2 separate regions of the Mus musculus genome follow, and region 1 is linked to region 2. The links are chromatin loops, found by intact Hi-C in ENCODE. Cell type or tissue: heart. All regions are shown on one strand.

Evidence for each region. A loop is a pair of places that touch in the nucleus more often than their neighbours do. Peaks named below come from ENCODE experiments on the same cell type or tissue, not always from the same donor. Only the 100,000 strongest peaks of a DNase experiment are listed, where the experiment ranks them.
Region 1: it touches region 2 in a loop (2.3-fold over the local background); 7 of 42 quality-filtered maps call a loop at or near these places.

What each region holds. Positions count from the first base shown.
Region 1 is chr7:99,245,110-99,253,109 of GRCm38, forward strand. It overlaps Gm34062 (a long non-coding RNA gene), which reads left to right and starts at 6,403. Exons shown (of 4, transcript XR_378360.2): 1 at 6,403-6,503; 2 at 7,914-8,000. It also overlaps the pseudogene Gm18943. In heart, a CTCF peak has its summit at 4,631 (motif pointing left); a DNase peak (open chromatin) is centred at 4,313; H3K4me3 peaks cover 1,085 bases; H3K27ac peaks cover 465 bases; H3K27me3 peaks cover 2,405 bases.
Region 2 is chr7:99,355,874-99,363,873 of GRCm38, forward strand. No RefSeq gene overlaps it. Among named protein-coding and RNA genes, the nearest start is that of Serpinh1, 6.6 kb to the left of the region's middle. In heart, a CTCF peak has its summit at 2,200 (motif pointing left); DNase peaks (open chromatin) are centred at 8, 818, 4,438, 4,838 and 2 weaker places; H3K4me3 peaks cover 2,820 bases; H3K27ac peaks cover 4,622 bases.

The sequences.
Region 1 (8,000 bases), 110 kb before region 2:
AACCCAGGACCTTGCCTATGCTAGGCAAGCACTCTACCACTGTGCTACATCCCCAGTGCTGCACTGTAACCATGTGGATGAATGTTCTCTGTGCTTATAGTAGCATCTCTGTTTTAGTCGGGGTTTCTATTCCTCCACAAACATCATAACCAAGAAGCAGGCTGGGGAGGAAAGGGTTTATTCAGCTTACACTTGCACATTGCTGTTCATCATTAAAAGAAGTCAGGACTGGAACTCAAGCAGGTCAGGAAGCAGGAACTGATACAGAGGCCATGGAGGGATGTTCTTACTGGCTTGCTCAGCTTACTTTCTTATAGAACCCAGGTACCACCCACAATGGGTCTTCCCACCCTCCATCACTAATTAAGAAAATGTCCTACAGCTGGATCTCATGGAGGCTTTTCCTCAAGGGAGGTACAAAACCAGCCAGTACAATCTCCCTGACAACTAGTAAGGTTTAGCAGGCTGCAGTATGCGTTCTGGCCATCTGGGTATCATTTTCTGGGTATTGTTCTAGGTGTTTCTTGATAGAACTGTTCCAAACATTAAAAAAACATTTTCTGCACAGCTGGCTTTTCCTACAGAAGATGGCTCCCACTTTCTGGTGGTTTCAACCCTCACTTTTCCATCTCCTTCCCACAGCCTCAAAATTACTGCTGAATCCAAATTGGGAAGGAGGACCAAACTATTTTCCAAAATGGATAAACATTGGAAGGCCCCTGGATCCTCCTCTCTGGCACTGGCTGTAACTGGCCAGGCTTTTTGGGGGGATGGATTGGGTGGGGGTGGGGTGTAAAATGTTTTCATTTGCATTTCCTCATCGCTGAAGTTGAATATCTTTATAGGTATAAAATTTCAGCATATTCACAAGAATCATCGTTCATCGGGCAGATACCTTTTTCTACTTCTGTTTTCCATTGAGAATTCAATTTCAGCAGTGCGGTGATGGCGCATGCCTTTACTCCCAGCACTTGGAAGACAGAAGCAGGAGGATCTCTGTGAATTCTGGGCCAGCCTGGTCTGTAGAGTGAGTTCCAGACAGCCTATACTACACAGAGAGACTTTGTCTCAGAAAATAAATAAATTTAAATAAATTAAATTTTGACCGGGTGTTGGAATGCACACCTTTAATCCTAGCACTTGGGAGGCAGAAGCAGGCGGATCTTTGTGACTTTGAGGCCAGCCTGGTCTACAGGGTGAGTTCCAGGACAGCCAGGACTACCCAGAAAAACACTGTCTTGAGGGGAAAAAAAAAAGAATTAAAAATTTCAGGGCAAAGTGGTACAAGTCTTTCACTCTAGGTTTTGTTTTGTTTTACTTTAAAAAAAAAAAGATTTATTTATTTATTATATGTAAGTACACTGTAGCTGACTTCAGACACACCAGAAGAGGGCAGCAGACCTCATTACGGGTGGTTGTGAGCCACCATGTGGTTGCTGGGATTTGAACTCAGGACCTTCAGAAGAGCAGTCAGCACTCTTAACCACTGAGCCATCTCGCCAGCCCTTTGTTTTACTTTTTTTTGTTTGTTTGTTTAAACATGTTTATTACAACAGATACAATTCACATCTGACTAGCTTTATTTCTCCTTTCCCCTCCCACAACCATGTTCATTGGGCCACTTCCTTGTATTTGAGCAGTTAATGTACTTTCAGCACACTTGCCCAGCAGTACTTCTTAAAGTCCATTCTTAGATGAAAATGGATTTCAATAAGTTATACAAACATGGGTTATGCTTGCTCACTGTGACTTCCAGCTACTGTACATAGGAATGACAAGGTTATAGAAAAGTGCCACAGCAACAGTGCCCCAAGAAAGGAAAGGGGGCACCTTAAAAAAAATGGATAAAATCAGGCCAAGGAACTTCAGAGGGAATGGAACATACAGGAAATGAAAACATATCTTTGCAAAACAAATGGAGCAGCACTGCTCTTGATCAGGTGCAAGTGCTGGTCAGTTGTCTCATGATATTTGTACACTGCTCATAAGGTTCAAAATCGTAACCTCAGACACAGATCACCTGGCACTTGCACTGGATTTTTGAAAATTCGAGATTTCTAAATGATAAATTAAACCCTCCCCCCCAAATTTTTTCTTTTTCTTTTTTTAAAAAAAGGTAATTTTGCAGACAGGTTTCCATGTAAAAGGCTAGGTATTCAGCCACCTCAGCACTGATTAGTTTCAGATGTCTAAGCTCTGTTACATTTTGGCTTCCCATGGCTTCACTCTACAAAACATATTTACAACATGAAGATACATCTACAAGAAAGCTACATTTCAAGGGTTTTACAAATCAATCTTGTATATTTCCCCTGAATTGACTCTCACAGACCCCGTCCCCTTGTCATTTCATTTGCCCAGCTTAACGGTCCATAGTCTACTTAAATGCAGCTCAAAATGTTATGACTGGGCAATAGATTTACAGTTCCTCTATGAGATCATGTGCAATTATTCACATCTTCAAACCATGAAGGAATTCTGATTTTTTTTTTTTTTTTTAGCTTTTCGAGTTCCTTAACTTGTTGTCTCAAAAATAGTATCCTCTGCTCTCGCAAAGTTGCTTGAATTTCACATACTCGAACTAATGATCTCAAATTTTCTAACTCAGTACATATTTCTGACATATGTACACTTCCCATATTATGGGCTTCTTTACGCAATCTTGATGCCTGCTTCTCTGCATGGTCTGCGGGCCACCCTTGAACATGCTTTATGAGATTATCATTGACGTGCACCACTAGAGTAGAGTTAATGAGCACGCAGATCTAGCAGATGCATTCTGTGGTACAGCAGTTGCAGCTGATGCATTACTACTGCAAGTATGATTTGGACCAGGTGATGGACTTCTCCGGCTACTTAAGCGCTGAAGACTTCGTGGAGAAACAGGATCATGGCTCTGCTGCTTGTCAGCAGTTACAGGCTGCTGTGTAGCCGAATGTGACACTGGTCCTTGCTTAACTACTGGAGTACTAACCTTTGGCTGGGATGAAACAGGTGGAGTACTCATCAAAGGTTTCATAGGGACCGTATTAGTTTGAGGTGTGCTTATTCTTGGAGACACATAGGATCTTGGGGATGAAGCATCAGACGTCAGAGACATTGGAGACTGATTAGATGGCTGGGCTTGTGTAGAAAGCTGGGCAGCTTGAGAAATCAGCGAGGTGATGTTGAAAGCAGATGGTCCAGCAGTAAGAAACTTGTGGATGATAGACTGCAAGGAAGCTTGTGTTACAGCTGCTGTAAGAATTCCACTGGTGAAACCACGAGTGGCTGTTGCTTGCATCACCTCTCTTCTGTAACCCCTGTCTTTTGGGAAACTATTAACTGCCAATTTATTTGCTTCTTTTTGTCTCTGTTCTCTTTCAAGCCACTCTTTTGGTTTCTCCCACTGTGAAACTTCTGTGCAACAACTGTAGTAGTAATTTTTTCCAGATGAGCTAATGTGCTCAGACCAATCATCTGCAGAATCATAAAGTGCATCTGAAGTTTTGCTTGGATTATTGCTTGGATTAGAAGAATGTGAATTTGAACTATGTGGTTGTGTGAGTTTTCTTGTGGAGAGTAACTGGTCCCACCGCCCCTTTCTCTAACTCTCTGAGTGTGCACGTTTTTGGCCTTGTTGTGACCTGTGCTGTCACTGTATTTGTTTTCAGGACTATTAGATCTCCGCAACATTTTGTTTGGTGGTGAAGGATCTGCGGCGTCTCGCATCTTTTCATGTCTGTGATCACCACTACTGGGGTGACTCTTTGAAGAATACTTAAGTGCCTGTAAAACATCACCCCCCTGGAAAGGCTGAAAGTCCCCTCTCCGGTCGTGACAGCCATCACTGAGTCTCTGCTGTTTCCTCGCATACATTACCATCAATACCCGGCTGTGTGTGTGTGTCGGGGAGGGGGAGAGCGGCCGCGAGGCAGGCGCGCGGGCGGCGGGCAGCCCGGGCACCAGGTCTCAGCGCACCCTCGGCGGCTCGACTACCGCTTAGGGTCGGCTAGGGCAGAGGTGCCAACTACGGGGCGGCAGCGCGAGCCGTGGGGAGGGGGTGAGAGGTCGTGTTCCGGTCCCCGCGGAGAGCGAACGCCTCCAGCACCTTCCCTCCTCCTGCTCCGCCGCCGCCGGGTCCTTCTCGCCGCCTCCTGCCGCTGCTACAGCCGCCGCCGCTCCACCAACTACATCCTTGTTTTACTTTTTAAGACAAGATTTTTCTATGTAGCTTTCTCTGTCCTGGAACTTGCTTTGCAAACCAGACTGGCTTCGAACTCAGATATCCACATGTTTTTGCATCTCCAGTGCCACCATCACCTGGCTGGCCGCGTGTTCTTTACTTGGACATTAGGAGGCATGGCTAATGTACTGGGATTAAAGGCTTGCACCACCACATCCTGGATCCTGCTGGAGTGGGTTTTAAATGCAGAATTAAAGTTCCATTTGAGTCCTTACTAAAACCTATCAAAATCCAGAATTTTCTTTGTCCTTTATCACACTTTCCATTCCCTAACTAGAGCAGCATCCCCCACCTTCCCTCGAACGTGAAATCCCCAGGTTCGGAAACCTAACAAGTTGGAGGGTGCCGGCAGAGGGGAAATTGGAAGCGGAAAATCAGCCTTCGACAATGAGAGCTACTCCCTCTGGTGGTCAATATGAAAAGCTGCAGCCAGAAGAGCTTAAGACTGGGTTGGTGATGGCTCAGAAGCCTGAGCTGAGGGGTTGAGGCTGGATGCAGGCTGACGAACTGGTTCCGCGCTGCTAGCTTTGGCTGGAGATGAGCAGTCTGTTTTTCTCTCCGCACTGTCAGGATGGAGGATCCTGAGCTTCTGCCCTGAGTGTCAGGTACTGTGAGAATGAGACCTTACCTCATCTTCAAAGCAAACTCAGAGGCGTAAACCATTTCAGCTTACCGAAGTAACAACACCTCCCTTTCGGCCTTTTGTTGTAATGGGATCGTTGTGAACCCACGTAGGCCCTGGCATTTTCTCTTTTCCTCACACAGGTGCCCTTTCTCCAGATATGTATGACGACTCCAAGTTCACTGTTCTTCACGTTGCATTTCTTTCTTTCTTTCTTTTTGTTTGTTTGTTTGTTTGTTTGTTTGTTTTTTCGAGACAGGGTTTCTCTGTGTAGTCCTGGCTGTCCCGGAACTCACTTTGTAGGTTGGCCTCGAACTCAGAAATCTGCCTGCCTCTGCCTCCCGAGTGCTGGGATTAAAGGCGTGCACCACCATGCCCGGCTCACGTTGCATTTTTAAAAAAGATTTATTTATTTCATGTACGTGGGTATACTGTCACTGTCTTCAGACACAGGAGAAGGCAGCTTCGGATCTCATTACCGATGGTTGTGAGCCACCATGTGGTTGCTGGGAATTGAACTCAGGAGCTCAAGCAGTCAGGTCTCTTACCCACTGAGCCATCTCTCCAGCCCCCAAGGTCTCTGTTGTGGTCGACAGCGGCATTTCAGCCAGTGTGGCCAATAGGAACGCCACACTCTCTCCACAGGAATCTCTAACGCAGGGACCTCCGCCCACCTCCCACTGGGAGGTGTGTTCTCTGAATGAGGAAAGGTGAAGCTGAGGCTTTCTGTCCCCACTTCAAGCTCTCTGAGAGCTGAAGGAAGTCCCTTCAGCCGAGGGTCCTTTTCTGCAGGCAGGACTGTGAATTTGGCAGGCTGGCCCGTGCAGCAGTGTCCACACTCCCGTGTGGGGTGCTGTTATCTCAGTAAGACTCTGTGGTGAACTAAGTTTAAAGTTGAAGTGCACAGCATGGTAGGGGTTCTGAGACGTCTATCTGGAAAGAGACTGAGGTGTGGCTGGCGCGCCTTTAGTCCTTGCACTTGGGAGGCAGAGGCAAAGGCGGAGGCAGGTGGATTTCTGAGTTCGAGGCCAGCATGGTCTACAGAGTGAGTTCCAGGACAGCCAGGGCTACACAGAGAAACCCTGTCTCGAAAAACAAAAACAAAAACAGAGAGAGAGAGAGAGAGAGAGAGAGGCACTGCTCGACTGTGTGTGCCCAAGCACTGCAGCTAGAGGAAACGCTAGAGACTGGCTGTTGGGTCTCAGGTTGAACGTGGTTCTTCCTCTCCTGGAAATGATGTAAATTCTGGGCATATATGGAAGGACGAACATCCCGACCCTCACCCAAGGGGCCCTCACCCAAGGGGTTAAGCCATATATTCTTGTTTGTTTGTTTGTTTGTTTGTTTTTCGAGACAGAGACAGGGTTTCTCTGCGTAGCCCTGGCTGTCCTGGAACTCACTTTGTAGACCAGGCTGGCCTCGAACTCAGAAATCTGCCTGCGGTTAATCCATATCTTAACCCCCTGAACCGTAAACAATGCTTTATATGTGGCAAGAGGAATGTGGCAAGCATGACTAAAGGGAAGAGTCTGAAATCACCTCATGTGACCCTACAGTTGGCTGTATGATGTCATCACAGAGATCCTTGTAAGATGGCAGTGGAGGGCCAAGGGCACAACAGAAGACAGCTACATGGTGATGGAAGAGAGGCGCTTGGTAAGATGCTCTTTGAACCACAAGGAAGGGACCACATGGGGAACAGAACAAGGCAAGATGATAGGCTCTCTCACAGAGCATCCCGCAGATCCCCCCTTGCTGACACACTTTTAAGCTGGGTGTGACACTGTCTTTTCGTTGCTATGACAGAATACCCAAACAAAAGAAACTTCACCATGGAAGGATTTATGCTGACTCAGGCTTAGGGGTACAGTCCACCAAGGGGGAGGGGGAGGCAAGGGGTGGGAACATCAGGCAGCTGGCCACATTATGCCCACAGTCCGGAAATAGAGCCATACACACAGGCTTCTGCTCAGCGACCTTTCTCCTTTGAAAGCAGCCTGCAGCCTCAGCACCACCTATGTTCTGAGTGAGGCTTCCTTCTCAGTGAAACCTCTGGCCAAGTTTCACAGACACAACCAGAGGTGTCTTTCCTAATTGAGTCTAAATCCAGTCAGGTTCACAGTCAAGACTACCTACCTATCATGACACCGACTTTCCAACTTGTGGCCTCCATAAGTATCGACTTCTGTTGTTCGAGGTAGCCTTGTAGCAGCCCAGGATTACAGCCCTCCTCAGGCCCCACTAGGGCTCAGTTCCCCAGTATTTTTCTCTTCTATTCCCACAGCAACACCCTCGGCTGGCAGCCAGATCTCCTCATACCAACAGATTTGTTTGGTTTTGTTTGTTTTGTTTTGTTTTGTTTTTTTGGGACAGTGTCTCACTATGTGGCCCTGGCTGGCCTGGAACCCACTATATAGATTGAGCTGGCTTTGAACTCACAGAGATACATCTTTTGCTGCTTTCCGAGTGCTGAGATTAAAGGTGTGCATCACCATGCCTACATGGCTGTCCTATCCCATCCTTGAGAATCAAACACCACTTCCTTCTGGAGCCTGCTGCGGCCAGCCATTGGTGGGAGGGGAAAGGCATGACTCTTAAAGTGGGGAGCTCCTTCTATCTCCATGGACCTGTCCCCCTGCCAGGCGACAGGAAACTCTGCAGAGGTTTGGCTGGTGGAATAAGTGAGTGATATGTACAGTGAGTGATATGTACAGTGAGTGATATGTACAGTGAGTGATATGTACAGTGAGTGATATGTACAGTGGTGTGGGGATGTGCTCTCTAGGCCTCCAGGGGAAGGAAATCTGTGCTCTGCTGGACCTGGTGCCCTCCTGAGCCTGGGGCTCATCTTTAATACAAAAGGTCACTTTGAGTCTTGGGCAGGTTTCCTCAGACACTTCACAAACCCTCCAAGCCTTCAATGCCCCCAAACTGACACTTTTTCTTTTGTACTCCCTGGCTCTGGGTGGTCCCACCACTCACCTGCCCCTGCCCCCAACACAGGACTCGGGAGCAGGGCACCCAAAGTCTTCCTCCTTCCTTACCTCATATTCCATTCTTTCTTAGGGTGTGTACTCGTTCATACCTGTGCCTATGTGTGCACCTTTGTGGAGGCCGAAGGTTGTCTCTGTCTCACCAGCACTGGAGTGACAG
Region 2 (8,000 bases):
CCCACTCTCCAGGCAGCTTGCTCCAGAGAAAGCCTCTTTTGAAGGGAGTGGGAGGAGATTCAAACAGGTCCAGAAACTCTCTGGTGTTTCAGGCCTGGATTCCTTTAGTGTCTGCAGCTCTGCTCCGGCCACCCTGTCCTGCCTAAGGGTAGGAGCCTAGCTTGGCGTTCTCAAGGTCCAGGAGCATGGCAATGGGAACCAGAACTCCCTCCAGTCCGCTCCATCCACACTTGCCAGAAAGGAATACTGAGCCCCAGGGTATTTTGCCTCGGGTCTCACAGCATGGCTGAGCTGGAGCTGAGCTGGAGACCACATCTGAGCCCTTTCCCACCACACCACCCTTTTTCTGACCCTGCCTTAAGCTGAACACAGTTTGGCCAGGGATTGTAGAAATAACTTCTTTGGGCCCCTGTGACTAGATTCAGTCTTCGTGCCATGGACTCATAGGACAGACGCTAGCCTGTCATTTAAGTGTCCATACTGCCCATGGCTTCTGATACTATCTGATTCTTTGGTGAACACGTTTCCATTTTAAGCATCCTGGGATAAGCGGGTGAGAGAGTGAACAGTGCCAGTGAGGCTCACAGCATTCCAGAAAGGAAGACGCAGAACTGGACAAAGGATGGAGAGCATTTGTCCCAGATCCTGGGATGGTCCCCTCGGGCTGTTTCAATATAGAAGAGGAAGTGCAATCCCCTTCTATGGCTTGGAGAAGCCGCCCCCTGCTCCTTGGAGGCAGGGCCTCCAGACAACCACTCTGTGACAGTTGTCCAGAGGCCAAGTGAGCTCTCTGCCCAAGCGTGAGTCAGGAATTCTGCAATCTCTAACCCTCCCAAGAATGCTTGCTAGGGCCTTCCATCTAAGGGGGCTGTGCTGCCCGCTGCCATGAGGGAGAGAGAAGTGGGGGTGGGGGTGGCAATGAAGACCAGGAAGCTCCCTTCCCTTCCTCCCAGAGCAGGCCCCACCCTCAGCCATCTGCAACTACTCAGGAACTCTAGTGCCCTCACCCACACCTCTGCCACAATACCCAAGGGACCCAAGGCCACTGAGTGCCATAGAGACATTTGTGTGTCCACGTAGCCATGCACTATATACAGTATTCAAGGCGTCTGTGTGCGTACATTTATTTACATGTAACTGTCTGGAACATGAGATATGCATGTGTGTGCGTGATGTTGGCAGGCGCACAGGCCGGCACTTCCCCTTATCCCAGCTCTTGCCTCTCATTCAGAGAAAGGTTGGGCCTTCCAGACTCTTAAGATTGGACACAGAGATTAACACGGCCCTGTCACTTCTCTTCCCTTCTCCTCCTTTCTCTCCGGTGGTATACATGCCCGGAATAACAAAGATGATGAGGTTGGCCACAGAACTGCCCTCCTTGTCATAGCATCTCTGATCTTCAGAAAGGAGCTATGACCTGTGCTCACCTCACTTGCCTGCTCTAATGTGTCTGGTGCAGCACCCTAGTGTTACCAAATACAAGGGCCTCATTCTGGCTCTGCCGCTGCTTGGCTTGGTGCCCATGACCTTGTCTGCCTCGCTGGCTGCCCTGCTATCTCCAAGAGACCCAGGTCAGGATCTCCAGTTCACACCCTGCTCCGCCTCACAGGCTGTCGCCTGGATCTCCCCTGAGGGACTAACTGCCAATGACCTTTCTTGCTCTGTCTGCCTGAACGTTCACAAAAGTTTCATACCCATGCTTTGTGAGTGCACGTGGGCACTTTTCTGTGCGAGCAACGCATGTACACGCTTGCACACACGCACACATGCACACACACGTACATACAGCCAAGGGTCGAAGCTAGAATGAGGACTTCCCTCAGGGGCAGAGAAGTCTGTATCAGGATCTATTCCCCACCCCCACCCCCACCCCACCCCTCCATAGATCACCTATTGACTTTGGAGAACAGCTAACCCAGTGGTTTTCAACCTGTGGGTCTTGACGCCTTAGGGGATGGGGGTTGATTGACTCTTTCATAGGAGTCATGTAACAGATATCCTACCAATCAAATATCTATATTGCGATTCATAACAGTTGCACAATTGTAGTTATGAAGTAGCAATGAGGGCTGGAGAGATGGCTCACCGGTTAAGAGCACTGACTAGTCTTCTGAAGGTCCTAAGTTCAAATCTCAGCAACCACATGGTGGCTCACAACCATCTGTAATGAGATAGGATGCCCTCTTCTGGTGTATCTGAAAACAGCTACAGTGTACGTACATATAATAAATAAATAAATAAATAAATAAATAAATAAATCTTTAAAAAATGAAGTAGCAATGAAATAGTTTTATGGTTGGAGGGGGTCGTCACAGCATTAGAAAGATTAAGAATGGCCGCAGCAACCTCTGCAGCTCAGCTCCACCTCCACCTCTGCTGTCTGCATGGATCCGAGGGAGCTTGTCTGGAAAGAGAGGAAAGCTCATACCCACTCCCTGCAGGAAGAGAACACTGCACATTTGCAGCTGGAGTTTGTATCTCAGTGGCACAGATCTCACTTACCATGAGCTTAATCCCTAGCCAAGGAGAAAGGGAAGAACAGAAATGAAGAAAAGACCAAAGGAAGGAAGATTCTGTGCAGATGGGGTGGAAACATCCCATAATCGAGTAGAGTACAGAGCACTCCCTTGCTTCTGCATGGTGGCCGTCCCGGAAGGTCACTGAGAAATGACCAGGTCCACTGCCCATCGCTACGGAGTGCTGGGTGGAGGGCAACGTGCCAGACTCTCTCCTCACGCTGGATGTGAGTTTGGAGGCTGTGTTAATGTTTCATCTATCCATACACTTCGAAAATATGAAATGACTTGTGTTCCTTGGGGGAAAAATCACTATTAGAAATTCATCCCATGGAAATGATTTTTGGATATAAGCAAATATATCTAGAACTTATTTTTTAAAATGCTCACCCAGGGCTTTTTTTATAGTGGCTAAAGATTGGAGACAAAGGTTGGGTATGGTGGTGCATGCTTTTGAACCTAGAGGTCAGAAAGAAGCAGGCAGCTCTCTGAGTTCAAAGTCAGACCAAACTGTATAGTGTGTTCCAGAACAACTGAGGCTACACAGTGAGATCCTGTCTCTTAGACAAACAAATTGGAGACAAAGTCAGTGAGGAATAGAGTATTGTTAAGGTCAGAACCAGAACAGAGCCTTTTGATTGAGAACAACAGATTGGTGGATTGGTGGATGAAAAATAAGGTAGCTTATAAAACAGGGTGCTTGTGAACATCCCACGTCCAGAGCAAGATATCGGAAAGATCTTCATACATCACACACAAAAGCCAACTTTCGCTACTGTTTGATTTCCAGTTGATTTTGAAAGTATTTTGTGCTGGGTAAAGATCTGAGTTTGTTTACTTTTAATTGTTTGTTTTGAGACAGGGTCTCCCTATGTAGCCCTGGCTGGTCTGGAACTCATTATATAGACCAGGCTGGCCTTGAACTCAGATATCTGCCTTCCTCTGTCTCCCAGGTGCTGGGATTAAAGATGTACTGCCATACCTAGCCATGTGAGTTTGTTTACTTTTTAATACATGTTTATTGTAAGTAGTTAACAAAATATACATACATGCATGAATGCATACATACATACCTACATGGATATATATAGTATTCACAGAGAAAGGTTCAGAAGACATATTCTTAAGCAGCTAGTATTGTCTCCGCATATCACCTCTTTTTCTTTTCTCTGCTCCGGAGTTTTTTCAATAGCACATACTTTTTAATCACCTCAAAACATCAATAAAGTAAATTAAAAACCAACACCACCAGCCAATGGGAGGCCATGCTTTAGCCTAAACAGGTCCTGGGCAGGAGTGGTGCTGGGGAAGCCTGGGGCCTTTGGAGACAGCTTGAATAGAATTACTTCACTGCAGCCCTGCTTGGGGCTAAAGGTCCCTCTAGCCAGAGGCTTTCATATCAGCCCAGGCTACAGCACGGGGAGAAGAGAGTCAGGGAGATGTCACAGAGAAGACTAAGTAACCCTGAGCAAGAGGCTGGCACTTTGACTGGCAAGAATGCAGGGCTAGGGAATGTGTGGTGGTGGATTGGGCCTGGAAGCCACAAAAGAGCAAGGAGACAGGCCTCCCTAGTATGTGGCCTGGGTGCGGAGGTGGTCCTTTCTCTATGATGGAGACTGAGTAGGAAGCCCTACGGGAGGCAGTATGCTTCCATAGTCCCCAGGAGGGCAAACTACGAGGCTAGAAGGTTCCTGGTGGAGGAGGCTGCGTCTGAGACTGAGGCTGAATCTGAGGCCATGCAGGATGCTGTATAGAACAGCTGCTTCCCCTGTTCCTCCTCCTGGGCTGAGAAGGCTGTGGGTGGACCAGCTGCTTGAGTGATCCTCGGTGGGTGGGGTGGGCCAGTGCTGGGGTCTGTACACTCGGCTGGCTCTCATTGGCTGTCAGGACTGGAGCGGCACAGAGACAGGCCAAGCTGATGCAACGTGGGCCTATCATTGCAGGCCCTGTGGAGGGGATGCAGCTGTGCTGGCCAGCGGTTCCAGCAGGGAGGTGGGGAATGGCTCTCAAGGAAGGCTGGAGCCTGGGACTGCAGCCCAGCCAGGCCCAAAGGCTGGCTGTTCTCAGTCTGCTCTGACTCAGGAGGGAAACACGCCTTTCATGGAAGCACTCAGATCCCTGTTTCTCTCTCTCTCTCTCTCTCTCTCTCTCTCTCTCTCTCTCTCTCTCTCTCTCTCTCTCTCTCTCTCTCTCTGTGTGTGTGTGTGTGTGTGTGTGTGTGTGTGTGATCACCACAGGGAAGGAGACCCAGCTGATGCTGGGCTACAGCTGTTCCTCATGGCTCATAATTCGCAGGACCAGCTGGGAAGGAAGGGTAAGGGAGAAGTCTAAGGAGCAGGGCCAGGGCCATTTGCCAACCCTTGTGTGTGTGTGTGTGTGTGAGAGAGAGAGAAAAGGGAAGGAGATGCTTCAAAGAGCACAGTGGACCAGTCTGAGCCTTGAAACAAGAACAAGAGACAGGAACGGATTCCTCCCCCCCCCTCCTCCTGATCCTCCCCTCTCTTCCTCCTTTTGTGTTTTTCCTTTCTTTCTTTTTTTCTGTTTTGCTTGTTTCGATTTGTGGAGACAGGGTTTATGTATTCCAAGCTGGCCTCAAACTCCCTATATAGCGGAGGGATGACCCTTGAACTCTTGACCCCACCCCCAACCTCTCAGGCGCTGGGATATAAGGTGTCACCTTGCCAGTTTTAAAGAGGTATCACATGACACCCATCTTCCTGTACCCCCAGACCTTGTGTCTACCCTGCTGTGTGGCTTCAAAGGAAACATTTTCTCTAGCAGCCAGGGAATGACACACCGTGGCTTTGAAATCAGGCCTCGGGCTTGGGTCTGTGAGCTACACCAGAGGGCACCAGCAGGCTCCTGGTGGCTTCCTGGTGGCTTTGTCTATAAATTGATTACTTTGTTAATTCTCTCCAGGCCCTAGGCAGAGCCTTTGAGGCGTTGGGAGATGAGAAAGGGAGAGCTGGCTTCGAGGCAGCTGGGGTTGAGGAATCTTGTCCAGCAGTTGAGGGTTTCAAAGGCTACATTAGTACTCTGGGTAGATCCGGAACGTTTTTGAGGAGCAGTCAGAGTCTTTGAGTGCCTCAGGGCCCACACTTTCCAGAAAGTCCTTGAGGGTCCCTCCCAATCCCACCTCTCAAATCACTGTCCCAAGCCTCAGGGTCACCATGAAGTAAGAAGAATAATGGTTCTTATACACACACACACATACACACACACTCACACATACACACACACACTCACACTCACACACATTCTCACACATGCATATACTCACACTCACACACATCTCACACACGCACACATACACTCACACACACACACACACACTCACACACACATTCTCACACATGCATATACTCACACTCACACACATCTCACACACACACACACATACACTCACATACACATTCACAAACACTCACACACACACAAATAAACACACACAAATTCACAAACACACACACATACAAATACACACTCACACACACATTCACAAACACACACATACAAACATACACCCAAACACACTTGTGTGTGTGTGTGTGTGTGTGTGTGTGCACTCGCTCATGTGTGCATGCCAGGACACACATGTGGAGGTCAGCCTATAACTTGCAAGAGGCAACTCTCTCCTTCCACCATGCAGGTCCCAGGAATGGAACTTGGGCTGTCAGGATTGGCAACAAGCAACGGGTTTTTAAGGTTTTGGGTTTTGGTTGTGGTTGTTTTTTGTTTTGTTTTATTTTGAGACAGGGTTTCTCTATATATTCCCGACTGTCTGGTAACTCACTTTGTAGAACAGGCTAGCCTGCACTCACAGAGACCCACCTGCCTCTGCCTTTGGAGCCCTGGCATGCACCATGAAGCCCAACCCAAACCCACAGTTAGTAGAAGTCAGTCTCCCAGTTGCTTTGAAAGACAAAGTAATGAAAACAAACCAAACCACTGGTTTGAGATGGTGAATAAGCTGGACAGCTGCACGTCAGCCACAAGACATGCCTCTCCTCCTTCCCTTGCTCTCTCCTTCCTTCCTAGCAGCTCTGAGACTCTCTTCTGCCCTCCTGGAGTATGGGACAGGGGGAATCCTTCCAGTCAGCCAAAAAGCCCCCCATCCCTGAGCATTGAGTACAGGCACATCCCTGCCGTTCTTTGTTTGTTTCTGTCTTCTCTTAGGTGAAGCAAACACGCTCTGAGGAAGCCCTGTGGACCACACTGTTCTAGCGCCTGGAGGAAAGGCTGAGCGGATCTGACCTTTGCTTCCAGGGCTGCCATGTTGGCCATGAACTGAGAAACGAACCTAACACTAGGAAGGAGCAAAGAGGAGGAGACAGACAGACCTTGAGTTACCTGGTCATTGAATAATGAGATGCCATCTGCCTTTCCTGTGGCCATTTGTCTCAAACTCAAGTGCCTTCAAACAACACAAATTTATTCTCCATGGTTCTAGAGATCAGAATACTAAATATGGCACAGCACTGTGTGGGGGTGAATCTGCGTTTATTTTTTATTTTTATTTTTTTTTTTTTTTTTGGTTTTTTCGAGACAGGGTTTCTCTGTATAGCCCTGGCTGTCCTGGAACTCACTCTGTAGACCAGGCTGGCCTCGAACTCAGAAATCCGCCTGCCTCTGCCTCCCGAGTGCTGGGATTAAAGGCGTGCGCCACCACGCCCGGCTGTTATTTTTTCTTAATGCTGTGACAAAATAGCCCAGGAAAGACAACTTAAGGAAGGAAGGAAGGAAGGAAGGAAGGAAGGAAGGAAGGAAGGGAGGGAGGGTTTCCTTTGGCTGTGATTTGAGGGATACAGTCCACCGCGGCAGTGAGGTCACAGCAGGTGTGGGGACAGCTGGCTCCATCATGGTTGCAGTCAGGAAGGAGAAAGGTGGGGAGGGAAGAAGAGAGGAAGGAGGGAGGGGAGGGAGAGGGGGGTGCTCAGGTCACTTTCTCCTTCACTCTTTTTCTAAGTCCATGCTTCCCGCCCATGAGATTATCCTGCCCACAATAGGAGATGTATCTCCTAGGTGATTCCAAATCCAGTCAAACTGATAAGGAAAATCAGCCACCACATTGTCCTTCTCAGCCCCAAGGTCCCTATGGCTCTGTGACTCTCTCAGCCTCTGCCTCAGCCTTCCAAACCAGCTTCATAGCCAGGCGGTGATGGCGCCTTAATCCCAGTATTCGGGAGGCAGAGGCAGGCGGATCTCTGAGTTGGAGGCTAGCCTGGTCTACAGAGTAGTTCTAGGGCAGTCAGAGATATTCTATCTTGAAACACAAACAAACAAAAAAAACATCCCAGCAGCACTGAGTCCCTTCCCTAGGCCACCTGCACCCCTCCGGTCATCTCCTTATCTGGATCTGACTTCCTCTTGTAAAAAGATGCTGACTGTTGGTCTCGCTTCTCAAAATTGTAACTTAGTTACACATGAGACTCCTCACTACAAAGCAAGATAGATTTCTTGGTTCCAAGGATTAGGGCACAGGCA